Linked DNA regions of Homo sapiens: region 1 is linked to region 2. Evidence: read pairs that join two places in POLR2A ChIA-PET (ENCODE). Cell type or tissue: HepG2. All regions are shown on one strand. Links, peaks and the distances in the headings refer to the core of each region. The heading gives the core; the rest is flanking DNA.

Region 1 (11,457 bases), core at 2,100-10,099, 110 kb before region 2:
TTTCTGCCCCCTGCCCACCCCTGCTGAAACAAACAAGCAGACAAGAAATTCATAACCCCCCAGAGGCACTTAGAGCCTGGGAGATTCAGCCGCAAAGGAGTGATCACAGGGTCACAGGGTCCTGGGATGCACAAGGCTCCTTCTCTCCCTTTCCTCCAGGAGGAGTTGGATTTACTTCTGTAAACCCCTGCCCTCCCTTGACCCTGTGCACTCTGGGGAGCACCTAGATTTGCAGGCACGGTGGAGGCAGAGCTGAGCTGAAAGGTGGGGTGTGGGCTCCCCCAGAGCAAGCTCTTCCGGCACCCTGGTGGGATGTGCAGCTGCATTGCTGGCTCAAGACGCCCCCACACCCAACTAGGATCTTTTTTTTTTGAGACGGAGTTTCTCCCAGGCTGAAGTGCAATTGGCGCGATCTCAACTCACCGCAACCTCCGCCTCCCAGGTTCAAGCGATTCTCCTGCCTCAGCTTTCCATGTACCTGGGATTACAGACATGCACCACCATGCCTGGCTAATTTTTGTATTTTTAGTTAAGACAGGGTTTTGCCGTGTTGGCCAGGCTGGTCTCGAACTCCTGACCTCAGGTAATCCACCTGCCTCGGCCTCCCAAAGTGCTGGGATTACAGGCGTGAGCCACCGCGCCTGGCCTCAACTCAGATCTTTAACTCCACTACCATTTGTGAGTGTTCCGCGTGGGCTACATCCTAGGCCAAGGATTTTCTCACCCTGGCCTCAAGAAGATGGAACGGGGCAAGACCTGAGAAGCATGTAGACCTTCAGGATTTTCTCAGTCTGTCAGTTAATCTTGTTTATGATCGATGAGCAAGTCTCTCTCCCTCTCAAAGCCTCAGTTTTCTTACCTATAAAATGGGGCTACATGAGGAGTCAATGAGCTAAGGGTGTGAAGCTGCTGGCACAAAGCCCCACACACGTAAGCCTTAACCAGTGCCAGCCGGATGATAGATGGTGCCGTTGTGCCCAGCAATTCCTTCTCCTAAGCAGGTTATACCATCCTGTCCCCAGAACGTCCTTCCACGCCCTCTGACGAGGCTTGGCCATGTGACTTACTCTGGCCAGTGAAATGTGAGCAGAAGTGACCACACATCAGTGGCCAGCAGAAGCTTTAAAAGCTACACCTGTAGTCCTAGCTACTTGGGAAACTGAGGTGGGAGGATTACCTGAGTTCAGGAGTTCGAGGCTGCAGTGAGCTATGATTTTGCCACTGCACTCCAGCCTGGGTGACAGAGTAAGACCCTGTCTCAAAAAAAAAAAAAAAAAAAGGCTGGGCACAGTGGCTCACGCCTGTAATCCCAGCACTTTGGGAGGCCGAGGCAGGTGGATCACCTGAGGTCAGGAGTTCGACACCAGCCTGGTCAACATGATGAAACTCCGTCTCTACTAAAAATACAAAAAAAAAAAAAAATTAGCTGGGCGTGGTGGCCTGCGCCTGTAATTCCAGCCACTCAGGAGGCTGAAGCAGGAGAATCACTTGAACCCAGAAGGTGGAGGTTGCAGTGAGCCGAGATCGCACCATTGCACTCCAGCCTGGGCAACAAGAATGAAACTCTGTCTCAAAAAAAAAAAAAAAAAAAAAAAAGAGGCGATTTGACCCAGACATGTTCAGAGGGAAGATGACATGGAGACCCCGGGGAGAAATCAACCATCCATAAACCAACGTGGGAGGCCTGGAACAGATCCTTCCCTACGGCGCTCATGAGGAACCAACCTGCTGACACCTTGATCTTGGATTCCCAGCCTCCCAAACTGTGAAACAATGTGTTTCTGTGTTTCAGCCACCCAGGACTTTGTGACCACAGCCCTAGCAAACGAATACGCCGCATTTCACAGGGCCCTACAGACAGGAGATGGGATCTAAGGGAATTAACCTACTTGCAAGCAGAAATGAAAGGGAAAGAGAAAATCCAGAAATGTTGGATTTGCAGGATTGAAAAAGGCAACTATTCCTCATCTCGGTCCAATGAAAGAGCAACTAAGTGAGTGCTCCAGGCGCCCAGTGCCCAAAGGTCCATAGTCCGTGGGAGGATCCAGACACTGTCACGTGCAGGAGGCCACCTGTGCTGCAGGAGGCTGAGCTTGGGTGCTGTGCCCCCAGCTGGGAGAAGGCTGGGGTGGGCCAGGGAAGCTGTGCTTGGGCACGAACCACTTATCCCCGAGTTGGAAAAAGGTGCGATCCAATTCTCCACCCCATCCTGCCAGTTCATCACCCAGACAACCTAGAGTGAGCACCCAGGGCCATTTTTGGAAAATCCTGCTCTTTTGCATAATAAGTGGGCAAAACAGACACAGTCCCTGCCCCTCTGGCAGTTTGTCGCTTCTGCAAGACTCAAGTGCCAAATGACATTTTAGAAAAAATTTCTGACATATTTGTGCTTGGAACACACAATATGATCTTGGAGCAGATAAGAGTTTTAAATTTAACTTTGTCTGTCCCCAGAAATGTATTGTTTGAGAAGTCTAATTGTGAATTTTAAGCTTTCTTTCTTCTTCTTCTTCTTCCTTTTCTTTTCTTTTCTTTTTTTTTTTTTTTGAGACAGGGTCTTACTCTGTCACCCAGGCTGGAATGCAGTGACGATCCCAGCTCACTGCAGCCTTGACCTCCTGGGCTTAAGCAATCCTCCTTCCTCAGCCTCCTGAGTAGCTGGGACCACAGGCATGTGCCACCATGCCCAGCTAATTATGAATTTTAAACTTTCTGTGAAGACTCTTTAAAATGGATACTCTACAAATAGTCAATAAAGAATATTCTGGGCTTAAGAAAATAATAATAATAAAACTAAGAAACACTCTGTGTGATAGAGCCCAGTTAAGACTCAGTCTCAGGGTAAAGATCATACCAAGGGTGTGGCCATCACGCCCTTTGTTGAAACCTCAGAAAAGCTTGCAGGCCCACAGTTCTGTCTAGAAAGCCATGTCTAGAAGAAAGTTAGGTGTGTCTTTTTTTTTTTTTTTGAGACAGAGTTTCGCTCTGTCGCCCAGGCTGGAGTGCAATGGTGCGATCTCAGCTCACGGCAACCTCCGCCTCCCGGGTTCAAGTGATTCTCCTGCCTCAGCCTCCCGAGTAGCTGGGGTTACAGGCATGCGCCACCATGCCCGGCTAATTTTGTATTTTTAGTAGAGACAGGGTTTCTCCATGTTGGCCAGGCTGGTCCTGAACTCCCAACCTCAGGTGATCCTTCCACCTTGGCCTCCCAAAGTGCTGGAATTACAGGCGTGAGCCACCGCACCCGGCCTTGGGTGTATCTTTGGCAAAAAGAGCTGAGTGACAACAATTGGGCAAAAGTTACAAAGTTTTAAAGAGGGTGGCACTGTCCGCAGAGCTGTCAGCTGGATTAAAAGAGACTGTGACCGTCAACAACACAAAACCACTTCTGGGCGCCAACGGGGAAGCAGCCCGAGGAAGCTGCTCAGCCCCCAGGGAAACCCTCTTCTCCAGGGTCCTCATCCCGTGTGGTCAAGGAGGTTATAGAAAAGGAGGCCTCCCAGAGGACGGCCCAAGGGCAGGAGAACAGGGGAGTCGGGAGTAATTTCCAGAGAGCACCATGGGGCCTGGTCGAGGGGTTTCTTTCCCCAGGGCAGGTGGCACTTGCCGAATCCACCCAGCAGGACTCAGAACTCATGAGGACCAGCACTTGCTACTGCTCCACCCCTCTCCTTTCTTTTTTTTAAATTTTGTTTTTGTTGTTGTTGTTGCTTGTTTGTTTGTTTGACACGGAGTCTCACTCTGTCACCCAGGCTAGAGGGCAGTGGCACAGTCTCGGCTCACTGCAGCCTCTGCCTCCTGGGTTCAAGCGATTCTCCTGCCTCAGCCTCCTGAGTAGCTGGGATTACAGGTGCCCACCACCACGCCCAGCTAATTTTTGTATTTTTAGTAGAGATGGGGTTTCACCATGTTGGCCAGGCTGGTCTTGAACTCCTGACCTCAGGTGATCCACCCGCCTCAGCCTCCCAAAGTGCTGGGATTACAGGTGTGAACCACCACGCCCGGCCCTTTTTTAACTTTTAAGACAGAGTTTTGCTCTGTCGCCCAGGCTGGAATACAGTGGTGTGATGACAGTTCATTGCAGCTTCAACCTCCCAGCTCAGGTGATCCTCCTGCCTCAGCCTCCTGAGTAGCTGGGACTACAGGCATGAACCACCATGCCTGGCTAATTTTTGTATTGTTTTGTAGAGACGGGGTCTTGCTATGTTGCCCAGGCTGGTCTTAAACTCCTGGGCTCAAGCGACCCCCGCACCTTGGCCTCCCCAAATGCTGGGGTTACAGGTGTGAGCCACCACACCGCCTCTATTCTTCTCTTCTCTTCTCTCCTCTTCTCTTTCCTTCCTTCCTTCCTTCCTTCCTTCCTTCCTTCCTTCCTTCCTTCCTTCCTTCCTTCCTCCTTCCTTCCTTCCTTTCTCTTTTCTCTCTCTCTCTCTTTCTTTCTTTTTTCTTTGCTCTCACTGTATCACCCAGGCTGGAGTGCAGTGGTGCAATCTTGGCTCACTGCAGCCTCCACTTCCTGAGTTCAAGCAATTCTCATGCCTCAGCCTCCCAAGTAGCTGGGATTACAGGTGCATGCAACCATGCCTGGCTAATTTTTGTATTTTTAGTAGAGATGGGTTTCGCCATGTTGTCCAGGCTGGTCTTGAACTCCTGGCCTCAAGTGATCCGCCCACCTCAGCCTCCCAAAGTGCTGGGACTACAGGCGTGAGCCATTGCGCCCAGTCTTGTTCTTCTCCTTTCCAACGGAGAGCGTTTGTGGGTCATCCTATTCCACCATTGTATGTTGAGTGTATTACTTTGCCGGGGCCACCATAACGAGATACCACATACTGGGTGTCTTGAATAATAAAAATGTATTTTCTCACAGCTTTGGGGGCTGGAAGTCCAAGATCAAGGTGCCAGCAGGGCTGGTTTCTTCCAAGGCCCTCCCTCCCTGGCTCGCCTGTGTCCTCAGGTGGCCTCCTGCCTGTGCACACCTGCCTGACGCCTCAGTCTGTGAGTCCACATTTCCTTCTTATAAGGACACTAGACACATTGGATTAAGGCCCACCCTGACGACTTCATTTTAATTGAATTGCCACTTTAAAGATTTTATCTCCAGCCAGGCACAGTGGCCCACGCCTGTAATCCCAGCACTTTGGGAGGCCAAGGAAGGCAGATCCTTTGAGGTCAGAAGTTCCAGACCAGCCTGGCCAACATGGTGAAACCCCCTCTCCACTAAAAATACAAAAAAACTAGCCCACGCTAAAAAATTACAAAAAATTTGAAGATCATTTGAGGTCAGAAGTTCAAGACCAACCTGGCCAACATGGTGAAACCCGGTCTCTACTAAAATACAAAAATAGTAGTCCAAGCTAAAAAATTAGCATGCAACACCACGCCTCTCATCCCAGCTACTCGGGAGGCTGAGGCACAAGAATCTCTTGAACCCGGGAAACAGAGGTTGCAGCAAGCTGAGATCGCATCACCGCACTCCAGCCTGAGCAACGACAGAGTGAGACTCTGTCTCAAAAAAAAAAAAAAAAAAAGATATTATCTCCAAATACATTACTTTGTAAAGTACTGAAGGTGGGGGCTTCAACATATGAATTTGGGTGGGGAGACAATTCAACTCATAACAGTGTGTGAGATCAGAAAATTCCTCCTGCTCCCCCCGCCACCCCATTTACAGGTCTCCTATAGAGAGAAGCGTTGACTGGGGACACTCGCTGCTTGCGTTTTGCTGGTAGCTGGGCTGGAAGGTCCACAAAGGTTCACTTCATGTGAGTGGCACCTCAGGGCTCTTCCACAGGCCCTTCTCTCCATGCAGCTCTCTTGGGCTTCCTCACAGCATGGCGGGGTTTTTCACGGTGGCTGGCTTCCAAGAGGAAGCACTTCAAGCTGGGTGAGAGCAGATGCCTCAAATCTCTGCAGCCTCAGCCTCGGAAGTCACACAGCGTCGCTTCTGCTGCATCCTGTTGATGAAAGCCAGTCCTGGAGTCAGCCCAGATCCAAGGGGAGGAGGAAAAGACTCCAGGTCTTGCTGAGAGTAATGACTAAGAATCTGCAGCCATCTCCAATCCACCACGCCCATGCAAGAGACGGGAGTGATATTTGCAACCAAGATGGTGAACGGCAGCAGATTGGTCACTGTTTCCAGTTATTCACCATCCCCTCAGTGAGAGGATTATCCATCCTGCCCCATTGCTACGTGACATGCAGAGCATCCAGTGCTGGGTACACTTCCCCTCCCCACCAAATCATGTTTGGCCACGTGACTTGCGTTAGCCAGTGAATCCGGAGCCCAAGTCCTAGCAGGCCATTCAAAAGAGAAGCTTCAAGAGCCATCACGTGGGTTGGCCAGCCTGCCTGCACTTTTCCCTTTAAACAGAGCTGCGTTTTCTAGAGAGAGGCCTCACACAAGCCTCCCTGTTCCACAGAATACAAATCCAATTGGTAAGTCTTCTATCCATCTTAAGAAACCTTTACATTTTTAAATCTCTCCATTCTCAAATATTCAAAGCCCTTAAATTCATTTATTTTTCTAGAAGTAACACCTGACAAGTTTGATATGTCAAGGCACCACCCGTTCCTTCTTAATCCACAGGAACTCATTGAGGGTAGGGAACCTGGGAGGTCACCACAGCCTGTAAATCCAAGCCTGGATGTAGTGAGTGTCTGGGGTGGCCAGGCTTTCTGCAGGTATGTGCACATTGAAGGCCAAATCTCAGCTTTGAACTGAGTCCCGAGCTTAGGACTCCTCCTGACTCTCTTCTGGGAACACTGTGGCTCAGAGAGGTTAAGTGAGTTGCCCAAGGCCACTCAGGTAGTAAGTGGCAGGGCCAAGACTGGACCCCAGGGCCATCTTGCTCCAAAGTTCCTAACCACTAGACTCTCCAGCTCTCACCCTGTACGTGGGCTATAGATATTTGGTTTTATTTTATTTTTTAATTTTATTTTGAGACAGGGTCTCTCTCTGTCATCCAGGCTGGAGTGCAGCGGCACAATCATGGCTCACTGCAGCCTCGACCTCCCTGGGCTCAGGTGATCCTCCTACCTCAGCCTCCCGAGTAGCTGGGACCACAGGTGCACGCTACCACATCCGGCTAATTTTTGCTTTTTTTTTTTTTTTTTTTTTTTGAGACGGAGTCTCGCTCTGTCGCCCAGGCTGGAGTGCAAAGGCACAATCTCAGCTCACTGCAAACTTTGCCTCCGGGGTTTAAGCTATTCTCCTGTCTCAGCCTCCTGAGTAGCTGGGATTACAGGCATGCACCACCACACTCAGCTAATTTTGTATTTTTAGTAGAGACAGAGTTTCTCCATATTGGTCAGGCTGGTCTCGAACTTCTGACCTCAGGTGATTTGCCCTCCTCAGCATCCCAAAGTGCTGGGATTACAGGCGTGAGCCACCGTGCCCAGCCATTTTTGCATTTTTTTTTTTTTTGTAGTAATGAGCTTTTGCCATCTTGCCTAGGCTGGTCTCAAACTGCTAGGCTTAATCGACCTGCCCACCTCAGCCTCCCAAATGCTGGGATTGCAGGCGTGAGCCATGGTGCTGGCCCTAGATATTTGTTAAGTGGATGAATAAACTACCCAGTAGTTCCTTTGGAAACCTGAAAGGTTTTGGATGCAGTGATAGAGGTGTTCCAATCTCAAGGATTGGCTAAAAGCTATAGGAACTTGGGGTGGGGTAGGATACACTGAATGGGGTCCACTCTCTCCCCAACAATTCCTCCTCTGCCCTCAGAGGAGAATCTGGTGTTTGTAATGCAGAATCTGGAGAATGTGTCAAAATGATAGTGACACTGACATTTACTGAGCGATTGCAATGCCCAGCCCCCAGCCTCAGAGCCCTCCCTAATTTTACTCCTTTACACTTTCTCAGGGATGTGGTGAGGTTACAGACCATCATTATTCCCATTTCACTAGTGAGAAAACTGAGGCACACAGTAGGCTGAATCCGTGCTTCCCAAACTATCTGTGATGAAGGAACTTCGAGAAAAAATGTTCCAATCTGTCAGGAATGATATTTTTATAATATACACAGTCACAATGGGATGTAGGCAGTGTCAAATTGCTATGAAAGTTGCTAAATGCTTATCCTCAGTTCTATAGTTAGCGTGTCGTGTCCACAAACAGTGTGTGGCCCAGCACTGATCCTCGGACCGCGCCTTGGGTAGCGCGGGGTCAAGTCACAGCGTGTGACTCGCGGGGCCAGGATTTGGACCCAGAGGGTCTCGCTCCAGAGCGTGGGCTCTGAACCACTCACCAGAGGGGCATGGATCATGAGGACGGGCGGGGAAGGGTCTGCCCACTGAACACATTACATAACAAATATTCGAGGGAGAAGGGGAGAATGCAGGCTGGTGTCAGGACTGTCAGGCAGCCTCCAGCATGCGCAAAACAACAGCCAGTCTAATGGAGAGAACCGGAGCAAGGAAACGGGCGCTGGTGAGAGCTGTTGCTGTGGGGTTTGAATTCGGCCCCTTTGAGGCTCTTCGGGAGTCACAAGGACATTCAGAAAGTTCGTTTAAATGACTTGTGACTGCTGGATTATCAGGTCCCAGGAGGCAGCGACTGAACTACATGGAAGCCCAGCTTTTATTTGGGTTACACGGGCACCAGTCTGGGTTTCCACACATCTCTCTCCACTCCCAAATAAGTTATTTATGCTTATTTTATCACTTTTTTTTTTTCTTGAGATGGAGTCTTGTTCTGTCACCCAGGCTGGAGTGCAGTGGTGCCATCTCAGCTCACTCCAACCTCCGCCTCCCGAGTTCAAACGATTCTCCTACCTCAGCCTCCTGGGTAGCTGGGATTACAGGCGCACGCCAACACATCCGGCTAATTTCTGTATTTTTAGTAGAGACAGGATTTCACCATGTTGGCCAGGATGGTCTCGAACTCCTGACCTCATGATCCGCCCACCTCGGCCTACCAAAGTACTGGGATTACAGGCATGAGCCACCGAATCTGGCCATTTTTTTTTCTTTTTTTTTTTGAGATAGGGTCTCACTCTGTCACCCAGGCAGGAGGCCAATGGCACAATCTCAGCTCACTGCAGCCTCGACTTCCCAAGCTCAGGCAATCCTCCCACCTCAGCCTCTTGAGTAGCTGTGACTACAGGCACACAACACCACGCCCAGCTAATTATTTTTGTATTTTTAGTAGAGACAAGTTCTCGCCTTGTTTTCCAGGTTGGTTTCGAACTCCTGGGCTCAAGTGATCCACCCGCCTCAGTCTCCCAAAGTGTTGGAATTACAGATGTGAGCCAATGTGCCCAGTCCCCTCCCAAAGAATTTAAAACACCACTAAATGGTTACCTCCTGAGGGTTCAGTGAATACTCCTTGGGTTAGTGAAGAATGAATACACAGATAAGTGATCAGCCATAAAGTCATCTTCCATGTCCACTGTGTGCAAGGCTCGAAGCAAATGTCAGATACAGAGGACCAGGAGGAGACCCAACCCCTCCAAATACCAAAGGGGGCCAACCAAAGAGGGTCATCGATAAGGGATGGGATTAACAGTGGTTGTATTAGGCCGGGTGCGATGGCTCATGTCTGTAATCCCAGCACTTTGGGAGGCCAAGGCGGGTGGATTGCCTGAGGCCAGGAGTTCGAGACCAGCCTGGCTAACATGGCAAAACCTCGTCTCTAATATAAAAAAAAAAAGAGTGAGTGGTTATATTTTCTTCATTGGATTCATCTATATTTTCTACAATATCTACAATAGGCATGCATTACTTATGTAATAACAATGAGATTCTTTTGGCAAAAATAAAACAGTTCCCACTTTAAGCCTGCCCCTAATTCAGCTGAAGAAAAGACGGTTGGCCCATTGAGGGTAAGGATACCACAGACAAAGGTGCTCAATAAATGTCTGGGTTACATTTTAGTCACGCACCAGGAGCAGAAAGGAGGAAGAGGCCTTTTTGAGAAGGGTTCCTTTTCTTTGTCTCTTTCTCTATCTCCTGCCCCTGCCGGTGCCGCCACCCCTAGTGTGGAAGCTCGCTGTGGACAAGGTCAGACTGCCTGGGGCTATTCCCTCCACTGGGGCAGGGTCTGTGACAGCCGCAGTTGCCCCAGGATGGCTGGGCAGGGTCGGCTCCTGCCTGGATGGCTGACGTCTCCTTCCAGTTCTTTGTTCAGTTTCCAGGGGGACCGGGGATGGGGAAAGGCAGGCAGCACAGCCCACGGACCTGCAGGGCCACAGCAGAGAGGCGCTGCTTCACGTCCCCCTGGGCCTCCGTGGCCCTGGCCCTGCACACAGCACGGCTGCCTCCTCCCTCCGACTTATTTCCGGTCACCTGGCTGGTGGGTCCCTCGGGGCAGAGCGCAGGGTCCCCAGCTTTGCTCCTCGCTCTCCTCCCAGCTCCTGCCTCTCCTCTTTCTGGCTGCCTCAGTGGCTGCTCAAGGTCAAGGAACAAACAGATAAACCCTTTCTCTGGAGCCGGCTTGGAGAGGACGCCTCCAGCTACAATCCAATTCTGAGTCAGGGCCAGGGCTCTCTCTTTCCTGTGAATGTGAAGACAGGAAGGAAATTTTCGCAGCCATAAAATCGGTAAAAATGTTTTGTAGGCAGAGAAGAGGCCAAGCAGTTGGCTTTGGTTTAAGGCACAAACAGCAAACGGGAACGGTCAGACCCAGGGAGGGAGGGCCTGGGGGGTAAACTCTAATATTCAGGCAGCCAGTGCAAGATTTTTTGTTGCCCCAGGGCCAGTCAGGTGTTGGACGTGGTGTGGAGGACACGGACTTGGTTCCCAGCTCACGGGGACGGGATGATGTGGGGGTCTGACCAGGCAGTTGAAGACTCGGGACTCTTCTAGGCTGTTAGCCAAGATGGCCCAGGGGCAGGAGCCAGGACTGTGGATTCAGAGACGCAGTGTGGACGGCAATGAACTGGATGGCTCTCATGTCTTAGAGGGATGAACCTGGAGCCCAGAGGAGTGGACATGGGCCAGCCTGGGAAGGGTCATTCAGGCTGTGGCGGGGATTTAGGACTTTATCCAGAGGGCAGCGGGAGGCATGACAATGGAGAGGGGGACGTGGCCCAGCTTATGTGTTAGAAAGACTCCTCTGACTGCACTGTGTGTGTGGCCTGGAGGCAGGAAGGGCAGAGAGAAGGCGGCTGCCATTCCCGCCGATGTAGGTGACCAGGCAGGGCGAGGATGGTGGAGAGTCCAGGTGTGCTGCGGGCAGAATCATTAGATGCTGGTGACTGGATATGGCGGGGTGCTGGGGAGAGAGGAAGGGGATAAGGCCAATACTCAGGAGCCCCAAGAGGAAGAAGAGGAGGAGGAGGCTTTAGGGGGAGGTTTCATATTTTTTGTGTTTTTGTTTGTTGATTTGTTTTTATAGAGAGACAGGTTCTCACTTTGTTGCCCAGGCTGGTCTCAAACTCCTGGCCTCAAGCAATCCTCCCACCTTAGCCTCCCAAAGTGCTGAGATTACAGGCATGAGTTACCGTGCCTGGCCACC
Region 2 (11,457 bases), core at 3,062-11,061:
GGAGCTGGGACTACAGACGCATACCACCATGCCCAGCTGGTTGTATTTTTTGTAGAGACGGGGTTTTGCTATTGCCTCAAACTTTTGCTAAAGGGTGTCTGGCAGCATGGCCCCATACCCCCTTTAATGCTCTTCCCCAAGCACTTGATCCCTGTGTGTCTCTTAAGGACGCAGCTCTAGCAGGTGCCATCTGCACCTTTGCCCATCAGGTACAAGGAGGAGATTCTGCTCACTTAGTCCTTTCCTTAGCAGGAGCTGACTCAGACCCCACTGTGCTCCCCCGCTGAGGTGCAAGAGACAGGAGGCAAGAAACGCTGAGCTGAGAGAATGGAGAATCTCACAGCTGGTGGTAAATTAGCAGTGAGGGCCAGGCGGGTGGCTCACACCTGTAATCCCAGCACTTTGGGAGGCCGAGGCGGGTGGATCACTTGAGGCCAGGAGTTTGAGACCAGCCTGGCCAACACAGTGAAACCCCGTTTCTACTAAAAATACAAAAAATTTGCCGGACATGGTGGTGCACGCCTGTAATCCCAGCTACTCGGGAGGCTGAGGCAGGAGAATCGCTTGAACCAGGGAGATGGAGGTTGCAGTGAGCTGAAATCGAACCACTGCACTCCAACCTGGGTGACAGAGCGAGACCCCGTCTCAAAAAAAAGTAAAGAGAAAAGAAAAAAAGGAAAGAGAAGGTGGGACCAGGTCTTCGAGGCCTGAGGGCCACACAGGGGAGTCTGCTTGGATGGCATGGCTTCCTTTTCCGCACGCTGCCTCAGAGGGGATGCTTTTGGCTGTAAGTAACAGGAAATCTGACCCCGGCTAGCTTAAGCAATAAGGATATCACATGGCACAACACAACAGGAAGCCCAGAGGTGGGCAGTCCTCTGGAGTCCCTTCTTCAGTGGGAGCTTATTCCTCAGGGAGCAGCGGAGGCCACCTGCTTCCTTCCTTGAGCCCAGCAGGAGGGAGAGAGGGCCTCCTGGGTCCAGCCTGGACCAACCTAGATCCCCAGGAGATGCTGCTGTGTGCTGATTGGCTTAGACCAGAGCTCCTGAACCAATCAACTGCCAAGGAATTGGCTGAGCCTAAACAAGGCCGGCACCTAGAGCTGGCTCATCCCCCAATCCAGTGCCGCTACACACTGATAAAACAGAAGGGCAGGCCAGCGAGGTGGTTCATGCCTGGGAGGCTGAGGTGGGATGATCACTTGAGTCCAGTAGTTCAAGACTACCTAGGCAGTATGGCAAAACCCTATCTGTACAAAAAATACATAAATTGGCCAGGCGTGGTGGCACATGCCTATAGTCCCAGCTACTGAGGAGGCTCAGGTGAGAGAATCCCTTGAGCCTGGGAAGTCGAGGCTGCAGTGAGCTATGATTGCACCACTGCACTCCAGCCTGGGCAATAGAGCAAGACCTCATCTCAAAAAAAAAAAGGAGGATGTTTGGTTCTTGTTTGCAAAAGACCATTCACTGCAGGGACAGGGACAGGGGCTTGGAGCCTGAGCCCCCCCTCAACCAGGCTTAGAGTGTGAGGGGCTGTGTCCACCTCTTCCTGGTCTCTGCCGCATCCAGCAAGCACAGGGCCAGGCATTTCTCAGCCCAGCATAGTCTGCACCACCCAATGCCTACAGATGAACCCACAGATTAATCATCCCGTGCCAAGTCCTGTGCTGGGCACTGGGATGCAAAATCTCTGGTGGGGACCACAGAAAAGAAATAGCACAGGGATAAGATGGCAGCAAATAGCAATAAAGGCCCCACTGTCAGAGGCATGTGAACCAGAGCAACTCCATCTTGAATGGGGCTGGGTAAAATCAGGCTGAAACCTACCGGGCTGCGTTCCCAGATGGTTAAGGCATTCTAAGTCGCACAGGATGAGACTGGAGGTCGGCACAAGGCACAGGTCATAAAGACCTTGCTGATAAAACAGGTTGCTATAAAGAAGCTGGTTAAAACCCAACAAAACTAAGATAGTGATGAGAGTAACCTCTGGTCGTCCTCACTGCTACACTCCCACCAGCGCCACGACAGTTCACAGATGCCATGGCAACGCCAGGAAGTTGCCCTATATAACCTAAAAAGGGGAGGCATGAACTGCCGGGAGCAGGGCCAGCAGTTGGGAAAGTCCGGGCGGCCCTCCGTCTCAGGCTGGGAAGGCCCTTGTTTAGCATATCATCAAGAAATAACCATTAAAGTGGGCAACAAGCAGCCCTGGCTGCTATGTCTATGGAGTAACCACCCTTTTTTATTTGATGGAGTCTCACTCTGTCGCCAGGTTGGAGTACAGTGGGGAGATCTCGGCTCACTGCAACCTCCGCCTCCCAGGTTCATGTGATTCTCCTGCCTCAGTCTCCCGAGTAGCTGGGACTACAGGCACTGGCCACCACACCTGGCTAATTTTTTGTATTTTTAGTAGAGACAGGGTTTTACCAGGCTGGTCTCGAACTCCTGACCTCAGGTGATCCACCCGCCTCGGCCTTTTGCCCAAGATCCAAGAACCCTCTCTTGGGGTCTGGATCGGGATCCATGGTGGGATCGGGATCCCACCATGATAACTGAACCAAAGAACAAGATCTGGGGTGAAGGGATGGGAGATGCTGTGAGACCAAGTGGTCAGGGACGGTGTCTCTGAGAAGGTGACGGTTAGGCTGAGACCTGAAAGCTGAGAAGGAGCCAGTCACTCCAAGGACAGGGGGCGGAGTGGCTCCTGGCTGAGAGAACAGCATGTGCCAGGGCCCTGTGTCAATGCCTGCTCCTGGTGGGGTACTGGGGAATAAAAAGTCACATCAGTCCCTGCCTCTCCTCAAAGACAGGTGACCCACAGCGCTTCACATATCATTGCCCAGGACCAGCAACAATAGGCCTGGCCATTAGCAAGGGGATGAACAGACAGGGAAATACTACTGAACAATGGCAGGGGAGGGCTACGGAGACAGGCCTGGACAGGGACAGGTCCCAAATAGTACGCTGGGCAGAAACCAGGAGAGGCAGAGTGCGTGCTCTGATTTCAGTTGGGTGAAAAGGCAAAACTGTCGGTGGTGATGGAGGTCAGGCTGGCGGTTCCCTCTGGAGGGATGGAAGCCATCGGCTGTCTTGCCAACAAACATGTAAGAAATTGTGGGTTATACGTTGAAGATCAGGGCATTTTACCAAACGTAAAATATACATCAAGAAAGTACTAAAAAGAAAAAGTACTAAAAATAAGAGAAGATACTATGTGGCCTACAAGGAAAGAAAGAATCCCCCTCCCCACAGCCCACCTCCTTCAAACCAGGAATCTCCTGGCAAGCTTTGTTCCGAGGTCAGCTTCGGGGCAGAAAACAACAGTCCCCGCTCCCTTCCAGAAAAACAACCCAAACCCCATCCCCCATCATCTACAGAGGATGGGGCTGGGGCCTTCCCCCTTCTCTTCTCCTCCCGGCTCCTTCCTCCTCCCTCCTAAGGCCCAAGGTCCAGAAGGGGGTCCCAGGGTGGGGACAGGGTGGTCCAGGAGCAGGTCTAGCAGTTGGGAAAGTCCGGGCAGCCCTCAGTGTCAGTCTGGGAAGGCCTGGGCCTCGCCCGCAGCTGGGCTGTATGTAACCCGAGCCTCTGGCTAAGCGGATTTCTCCCAGGGCAGGACCCCCTCCGGTTCTGGAATGCAGCCTGGGGCGGGAGGTGGAACTGAAGAGGGGGTAACAAAGGGTGACACCGCTTTGAAACTCCGCTTCCTGCCCCCCACCAGCCTCCAGCCTGAACAAACACGCCCTCTCCTCGCTGGGCCTTTGTTGGGAGAGGTGGGGCTGGCCCAGGGCTGCGGTGGCAGCTTCCGCCCCTGCCAGGGCAACCCCAGCCAGGCTGGGGTCAGGGCTTCCACCCTCACCCCCACCACCCATCCTCCAGGCCCAGAAGCCCGAAGCCCACCTCCCACTCCCCTCTCCCCTTGGTTTCTCGAGGGTTCCTACTTGAGTGGGGGCGCCAGTGCTAGGCCCACCCGGTCAGGATCCAGATTGGCCCCCCATGCTGGGGACCTGGCTGTCAGGGGGGTCGTAACACCTTCCAAAGAGACACCCTGTCCCCACATCCCCACCATGGTGGTCCCCGCCTCACCCCTGTCCGCTGGGGCTCAGTCTAGCTTTTTCCCTGTCTGTCTCCTTCTTACCCTGCACACCCTGAAAACTCATCTCCATCCAACTCTGCCTCACTCTCCTCTCCCACCCCACCATTCCCACGTGCATACCGGGGCCCCAGCACACAAGATCCCCAAGCCCAGGCTATCCCGTCCCAGTGCCAGGACAAGACCACCAGCCCGGGTCCTCGGAGCCTCCCTCTCCCCGACGCCCCCTGGGACCCTCCCCTTGGCTGCTCACTCCCCTGGGGACTGTCCTCTGGCCATCCTGCTCCAGCCTCCACTGCGGGGACCCTCAGTCCCCTCCTCAGCCACCAGGCCACAAACCCTGCAGGACAGCCAGGCGCAGCGGATGGGGTGGCCTGGCGGCCAGGCCACTGGAGGCAGTCCCCAGGGAGCCCCGGCGAAAGGGAAGCAAGGATAGAAGTCATCTCGATGGCAACAGCCCTGAGGAAAAGGGGGTGCCGCCAAAGGTGAGCCAGGCTGGAGTGGGCTGGGAGCCTGCCAAGGACCCTGACGGCACCAAACCAGTGGGATATGGGCCAGTTGCACGGACCCTGCGGGGCTCCTCGGGACGTCTCCCCTCCACCAGCTGTGCTGATTTCACCCACACTGCCCGGGGGTCTCCCCTGGGCTCCCTAGCACTCCTGTGCCATCCCTGCCATGCACAGACCACTTTGAGCTGTCCTTGTCTCCATTGCCCCGCCCCCCTCCCCTGCCCATCTGGACTCCAGGGCCCTGCTAATCGCCAGGCACAGGGTGAGGGAAGGAAGGAAGGGAGGGAGGGAGGGAGGGAGGGAGGGACAGAGGGAGGAATGCTCCACCAACTACTCAGGTGCAGGCTGCCCCGACCTTGCAGGTCACGCCCACCCTCCGGGGAGGAACTGGCCCCAGCCTGGTGCTGGTCATTAACTCAATGCCTGGACTCGCCTGGTTAATGAATAATTAAGCTGGACAGAGTCTGACCTCGGGATGACCTTGAGCTGCCCGCTGCAATGTCCTCCCCCAGTTGGATATGTGACCCATTCAGAGCGACCCTGCTCTTCTTCCTCCCTATTGGTAGGTTCTGAATCCTGGGGAAGGACCAGACAGGAGAAGTCCTGACCCCAACTCCCGAGGGCCCCGGCCAGCCCAGGAGGCCACCACTCCAGCACACAGGGCATGAGGGACTCCTTTCTCTCCACACTCCTTGCACGTGGGCTTCCAGCGCTGAGCGACGCTAGGTCCAGCTCTTCCCCTACCCACAGCCACCCCACCCCTGAGTTTCAGTTTCTCCATCAGTCACCCAAGGAGGATGGGCTCAGCATGACTGTGATTCCCTCCATGTGGCTGTGGAAATGGGTGAGCATGTGGCAGTTGGAGCCAGATGCCTTGGAGACCACTTTGTCATGCATAAAACAGAACTTCAGAGCCGTAACCAGCTAGAAAGAAGCCCACAGCAAGCTGGGGGGACTGGGAGGAGGATAGGGTCTGCTGACCCACAGTCCTGGCCTGTCTCCCCTTTATGCTAACCCTCCCTGTTGGGCTTTGTCCATTATTCAATTCAATTCATTCATTCATTCATTCAGCAGCTATGTTAGGCAGGCCTCTGCATGAGCGGCCAGGGTGAACCAGGCAGGGTCTTGCCCTTGGGGAGGCCCAATCCAAGGGACGGAACCATCCAGAGCACTCAGCGCAGGTTTGCAGAGGACAGAGGCCCCCTCCCCTACCTGAGAGGTCAGAGGGCACCTGCAGCAGGGCCTCTCCCATGCTGAGCCTCAAGGAAGGGAAGAGAAGAGGGAGGCAGGAGCTCCTGGAGGAGCAACCGCAAGAGCAAAGGACTTGCAGAGAGAATGTTCCATTGGGAAAATTCCTAGCAGTTCGGTTTGCTTGGCTGTCTTGAGACACAATGAGCCACAGATAAGAGTTTTAAAAAAAGACTATAAGGAGCAAAAGGTTTGAAGCCGGGGTTTGAACCTGGGGAGAGTCTTGGTCAGATCTATTAAGTAATTGCGGTTTTTGCAATTCCTTTTTTTTTTTTTTTTTTGAGACAGAGTCACTCTGTCGCCTAGGCTGGAGTGCAGTGGCGTGATCTCAGCTCACTGCAGCTGTCGTCTCCTGGGTTCAAGCGACTCTCCTGCCTCAGCCCTGCCCCCCCACCCCCCCAGGAGCTGGGATTACAGGCGTGTGCCACCATGCCCAGCTAATTTTTGTATTTTTAGTGGAGACCAGGTTTCACTATGTTGGCCAGGTGGGTCTCGAACTCCTGACCTCAAGTGATCCAACTGTCTTAGCCTCCCAAAGTGCTGCGATTACAGGCATGAGCCGCTGTGCCTGGCCTACAATTACTTTTAATTGCAAAAACCACAGTTACTTTTGCACCAACCTAATACACTCTGGAAAGACGGCCCTGGCTGCTGCTGCGTGGAAAATGGCTTGAATGGAGCAAAGCCGCAGCCCTGGGTAGCTATAAGGGATCACCCGGGCAGAGGGAATGGGGTCTGGATCAGTGGCAAGAGGTGGGAGAAAAGTTGACATATTCCAGCATTATTGGTGATTGACTTTCTTTTACTTTTACTTTTTTTTTTTTTTTTTTTTTGAGACGGAGTTTTGCTCTTGTTGCCCAGGCTGGAGTGCAATGGTGCAATCTCGGCTCACTGCAACCTCCGCCTCCCAGGCTCAAGCAATTCTGCCTCAGCCTCCCGAGTAGCTGGGATTACAGGCATGCGCCACCACACCCAGCTGATTTTGTATTTCTAGTAGAGTCGGGGTTTCTCCATGTTGGTCAGCCTGGTCTCAAACTCCCTGAGAGGGAAGCATGAAGGAGAAGCAGGTGGGGAAGACTGGGGTGGAGGGAACCTGGGTGGCCCACAGGGACACCTAGGGGAGGTGTTCAAGGGCAGCAGACGTGATGGTTCTGGCGTTCGGAAGGTGATTAGACCGGAGATGGAAGTCTAGGAAGCCATGAGTGTGATGGACACTGCCCGGGAGAGCTGAGGGCCAGAACATACCGTCAGTTACTCGAGAGGTGAAGCAACAAGCGCCACGTGGGCGGCCTCATGAGTGACCTGCAGAGAGCCAGCAGGGAAACCGAAGGATACGTGTCAGAGATTGGGTTAGAGTGACAAGGCCATTGCTTAAAGGTCAAGTCTGGTGAGGCTGGTCTGGGTTCCCCCAGCTGGGGCTGGCACCAGGGCGGAACTGTCACAGGATATTGTATGGAAAGTGGTAGGCATGAGGAGTTCTGGGAGGGGTGGGATCTGTGGGGACAGAGGGTTCTGGAAGAGGGGGGTGAGCTTAAAGTGCTTCTGAGGACAGTGAGGGCTAGGTGGCCAGGGGCAGTGTGGAGCTAGGGATATCTGACCTTCAGACCTCAGAATGGGGCCGAGGAGGCAGTGATCAGGTCAGGGTGTCTGTGGTACAGGGGGCACAGTGGAGGTCCCTGAGGATGATGGGGTGCAGGAAGGGAGAGGCCAGCGTGTCGGCCAGGGTGTCTTTCTGGGTACCCAGAAGGGACACTCTGAGTGGGGAGAGAGGACTCTGGGTGACCCCAGGTCTTTAGAGGATGAGGGGTCACACCAGAAGGTGAGTAGCTGATCCCCGGTGCAGGGGTGACAGGAACACAGAGAGAGGGTGTTCGGGGTTGGGGTAAAGTGTTCTGAATTACTGAGATATCGCCCGCAAGCTGATTTTCTGCACCGGGGGCTACATCGCTGTCAGCCAGGATGCAGCCCAAGGACGGACATGCTTGTGTGTCTGGCTTGCCTGGGCAGCTCCAGTTGCGGAAGAGGAGAGCCCTGGCCCACCCCCGGCCTGCACTTTGAAGCCAGGGCTGTGAGATGGAGAAAAACTCGAGAGAAGCCAGGATCCACAGCCGGCCACTGGAGCACGGCACCTTTAGAAAAGAGGCCCAGGCGCAGCTGCGACGAGCGCACGCAGTGGACACAGGAGCGCAGCACGGCTCAGTAACCTCAGAGGCGCTTGAGAGGCTCCCTTGGCAAGGGCCCCAGGAGATCTCAGCCTGCTCGAGGCTGCGGCAGGCTCCCGCCCCTACCAGCCCTGCAGGCCTGCGGGAAGCAGGAGGAAGCCATTTTCCTGAACCCCAGCTGGGCAGTGGGAAGGCAGGGGTGAGGGGCAGCTGGGTGGCGCTGGATGGCTTCTGCCTCCCTCAGCATCCCCCATCAGGCAACCAGCAGCCGAGCTCCACCCCATTCTCTCTGTCCTCCAGCAAACCCGGAAAAGCACGCTCCTCCCCATGGCAGGCAGTGTGCTGTGACCCCTAATGAGTGTGCCCTTGCACACACCCAGGGCACCTCTCAGAATGTGCACAGAGGCACAAGCACCCACAGAAATGTTCGTGCACTCAGGGGAAGATACCCACACAGACACACGTGTGTGAAGGGGAATGACACAGATGCATATGCAAAGAAACCACAAAGGTGTGCACAGAGATTGTGCATGGCACTATGCATGCAACTGCACATTAAACGTACAGATGTACATACAGCCATTACATACGCACCCGTGCAACTCCCGCAGCCACAAAGATGCCCGTTCCATGTGCTTATAAACATTCACAGAAATTTTCACCCGCTCGCAAATGTGCACTGAAAACCAAGTACAAATGGATAGACATGGGCACATGTAAGATGCACATACAAATGTCCACAAAGATGCACATATACGTAAATGCTCACATGCACGCGAACATATTCATGATTGTGCATGCATGGAGCTATTCGTGTTTCTACATCTGTCCATGCAGTCAGCATTACACAGACACAGCGAAGGAATGCAGGGAACTTTATCCCCCAATACGGCTCCCTGGTATCATGAGTGTTTAGAATTAAAGACCCTTAGAGATCAATAGATGCTAGAAGAGACTTTTCCCCTCCCTGCTTAAGGACCAGACAGATCCACTGAGGAGAACAATTGTCCCCCCGCCCACCCAGCTCCTGTCTCTCAATCTTCCACCTCTTCCAAAGCACAGGCTGAGGTTCCCTTATCTGCCTAGAGTCCGGACCTACCAAAGAAGAAGACAAAGACCTCTGGGCCCTTCTCTGAGTTTTCAGTAACTAAACCCATATCACAGGAAGGAAGACAAAGTCGGTCAACGAATCTGGACAGACTTTTGTCACAAATGATTGTCTGCTCTGCAGGCTGAATAGACTTACCATTGGATGTTCTTTGAGCCCATCGAATTCCCCAAAAATTCGGGTTTTTTTGTTTTTTTTTTTTTTTTTGAGACAGTCTTGCTCTGTCTCCCAGGCTGGAGTGCAGTGGCACGATCTCAGCTCACTGCGACCTCTGCCTCCTGGGTTCAAGCGATTCTCCTGCCTCAACCTCCTGAGTAAGTGGGACTACAGGCACGTGCTACCATGCCTGGCTAATTTTTTGTATTTTTAGTAGAGATGGGGTTTCACTGTGTTAGCCAGGATGGTCTTGATCTCCTTACCTTGTGATCCACCCACCTCGGTCTCCCAAAGTACTGGGATTACAGGCGTGAGCCACCGTGCCAGACCCTAAAAATCATTTACTATCCCCTTAAAGTCACCCATGCTTCCCGATATCCCTTTCCCCTAAGAAGTAGGGTATGCAAGCATCTGTATCCCACTGGGATATGGGGCAGTCACTCTGACTCTCCCCATGTGCAATGGAATAATAAATTTATATCCTTTTTTTGTATCAATCTAACTTTTTTTTTTTGAGACGGAGTCTCGCTCTGTTACCCAGGCTGGAGTGCAATGGGGCGATCTTGGCTCACTGCAACCTCCGCCTCCTGGGTTCAAGCGGTTCTCCTGCCTCAGGCTCTTGAATAGCTGGGATTACAGGCGTGCATCACCACACTCGTCTAATTTTTGTATTTCTAGTAGAGGTGGGGTTTCACCATATTGGTCAGACTGGTCTTGAACTCCTGACCTCGTGATCCGCCCACCTCGGCCTCCCAAAGTGCTAGGATTACAGGTGTGAGCCACCGCGCCCGGCCTAATCTGACTTTTTGTGAGGTGATTTTTCAGCAAACCTTCAAGGGTGAAGGAGAAGCTTTCCCTTCACCCTTACAACAGTCGTGTCCATTATGGTCACAATGCACATACACTTATATACATACGGAGACGTGTGTGCAACGTGTCCTCATGCTTAGAAAAGCCTAACTAGGCCAGGCACGGTGGCTCACGTCTGTAATCCCAGCACTTTGGGAGGCTGAGGCGGGCGGATCACAAGGTCAGGAGTTCAAGACCAGCCTGGGCAACATAGTGAGACCCCATTTCTTAAAAAAAAAAATATATATATATATATATAAAAGTTAGCCAGGCATGGTGGCACACACCTGTCGTCCCAGCCACTCGGGAGGTTGAATGGGAGGATCCCTTGAGCCGGGCAGATGGAGGTTGCAGTGAGCCGTGATCCAGTCTAGGCAACAGAGATCCTGTCTCAAAAAAAAAAAAGGCTAACGAAAGGTGCACACACGCATTCCTCCAGATACTCACCCAGATATACATGTGTCGCCTTCACTGAAAACTATGAGGGCCAGGGCCATGACCCCCCTAGCTCACAGCTGCGTGTCTGATCCCTGGTACAGAGGTTTGCTAGGCAGAGTACCGGGAATAGTCTAGGAAAAGCCTCAGGGGCAGGAGTATGAGAGGTGAGTGTGAGGAGTGGCCAGGTGTCCCATGTGGCTGGAAATGAGACACAGTTCGGGGGGCAGGGGAGGAAGGGAAAAACAGGACTGAGGATGGGCCTGGTTGGCCATGGCTTTGAGTGTCATGCTAGGGAATGGGTATTCAGGGCCCAGCAGCTCCGTGAAGTTCATCTTCCTCCTACTCTCCTCTTCCTCCTCTCCTTCCCTCCCTGCACTCCTCTGCTCACCCCCATGTGTCATGATGGCAGATGGGATGTCAGATATTGATGAAGGGGGCAAACACAGGGCAGGAGGGAGGTGGGTGCCATGGAAAACACGTGGCTTTGTGGCCTTGTAGCCAGGTAGGCAGGTCTTGTTTGAAATCCTGGCTCTATCTCCACACTGGAAGACCTGGCTGAGTCACTGATTTTCTGTGTGCCTCAGTGTTCCTAGGGCCAGGGAGAAGACCAGATGGTTTTGTGTTTTTTTTGCTGTTGTTATTGTTTTTGAGATGGACTTTCGCTCATCGCCCAAGCTGGAGTGCAGTGGCGCAATCTCAACTCACTGCAACCTCTGCCTCCCAGGTTCAAGGAGTCTCCTGCCTCAGCCTCCCAAGTAGCTGGGATTACAAGCATGCGCCATCATGCCTGGCTAATTTTTTGTATTTTTAGTAGAGGCAGAGTTTCACCATGTGGGCCAGGCTGGTCTTGAACTGACCACATGTGATCTGCCCACCTCAGCCTCCCAAAGTGCTGGGA

Evidence for each region. Peaks named below come from ENCODE experiments on the same cell type or tissue, not always from the same donor. Only the 100,000 strongest peaks of a DNase experiment are listed, where the experiment ranks them.
Region 1: POLR2A ChIA-PET joins it to region 2 with 5 read pairs; 4 of 35 experiments call an interaction of 5 or more read pairs at or near these places.

Annotation. Positions count from the first base shown.
Region 1 is chr9:129,441,101-129,452,557 of GRCh38, forward strand. LOC105376291 (a long non-coding RNA gene) reads left to right here. Exons shown (of 3, transcript NR_188645.1): 3 at 5,672-6,451. Among named protein-coding and RNA genes, the nearest start is that of LINC00963, 42 kb to the right of the region's middle. In HepG2, for the core only: a CTCF peak has its summit at 2,120 (motif pointing left); a DNase peak (open chromatin) is centred at 6,283; H3K4me3 peaks cover 47 bases; H3K27me3 peaks cover 1,092 bases.
Region 2 is chr9:129,553,930-129,565,386 of GRCh38, forward strand. No RefSeq gene overlaps it. Among named protein-coding and RNA genes, the nearest start is that of C9orf50, 61 kb to the right of the region's middle. RefSeq lists enhancers at 1,074-1,721, 2,369-3,016, 3,017-3,662, 4,311-4,956, 4,969-5,113 and a cis regulatory region at 5,034-5,047. In HepG2, for the core only: no CTCF peak of the experiment used is centred there; DNase peaks (open chromatin) are centred at 3,672, 5,032 and 7,142; H3K4me3 peaks cover 463 bases.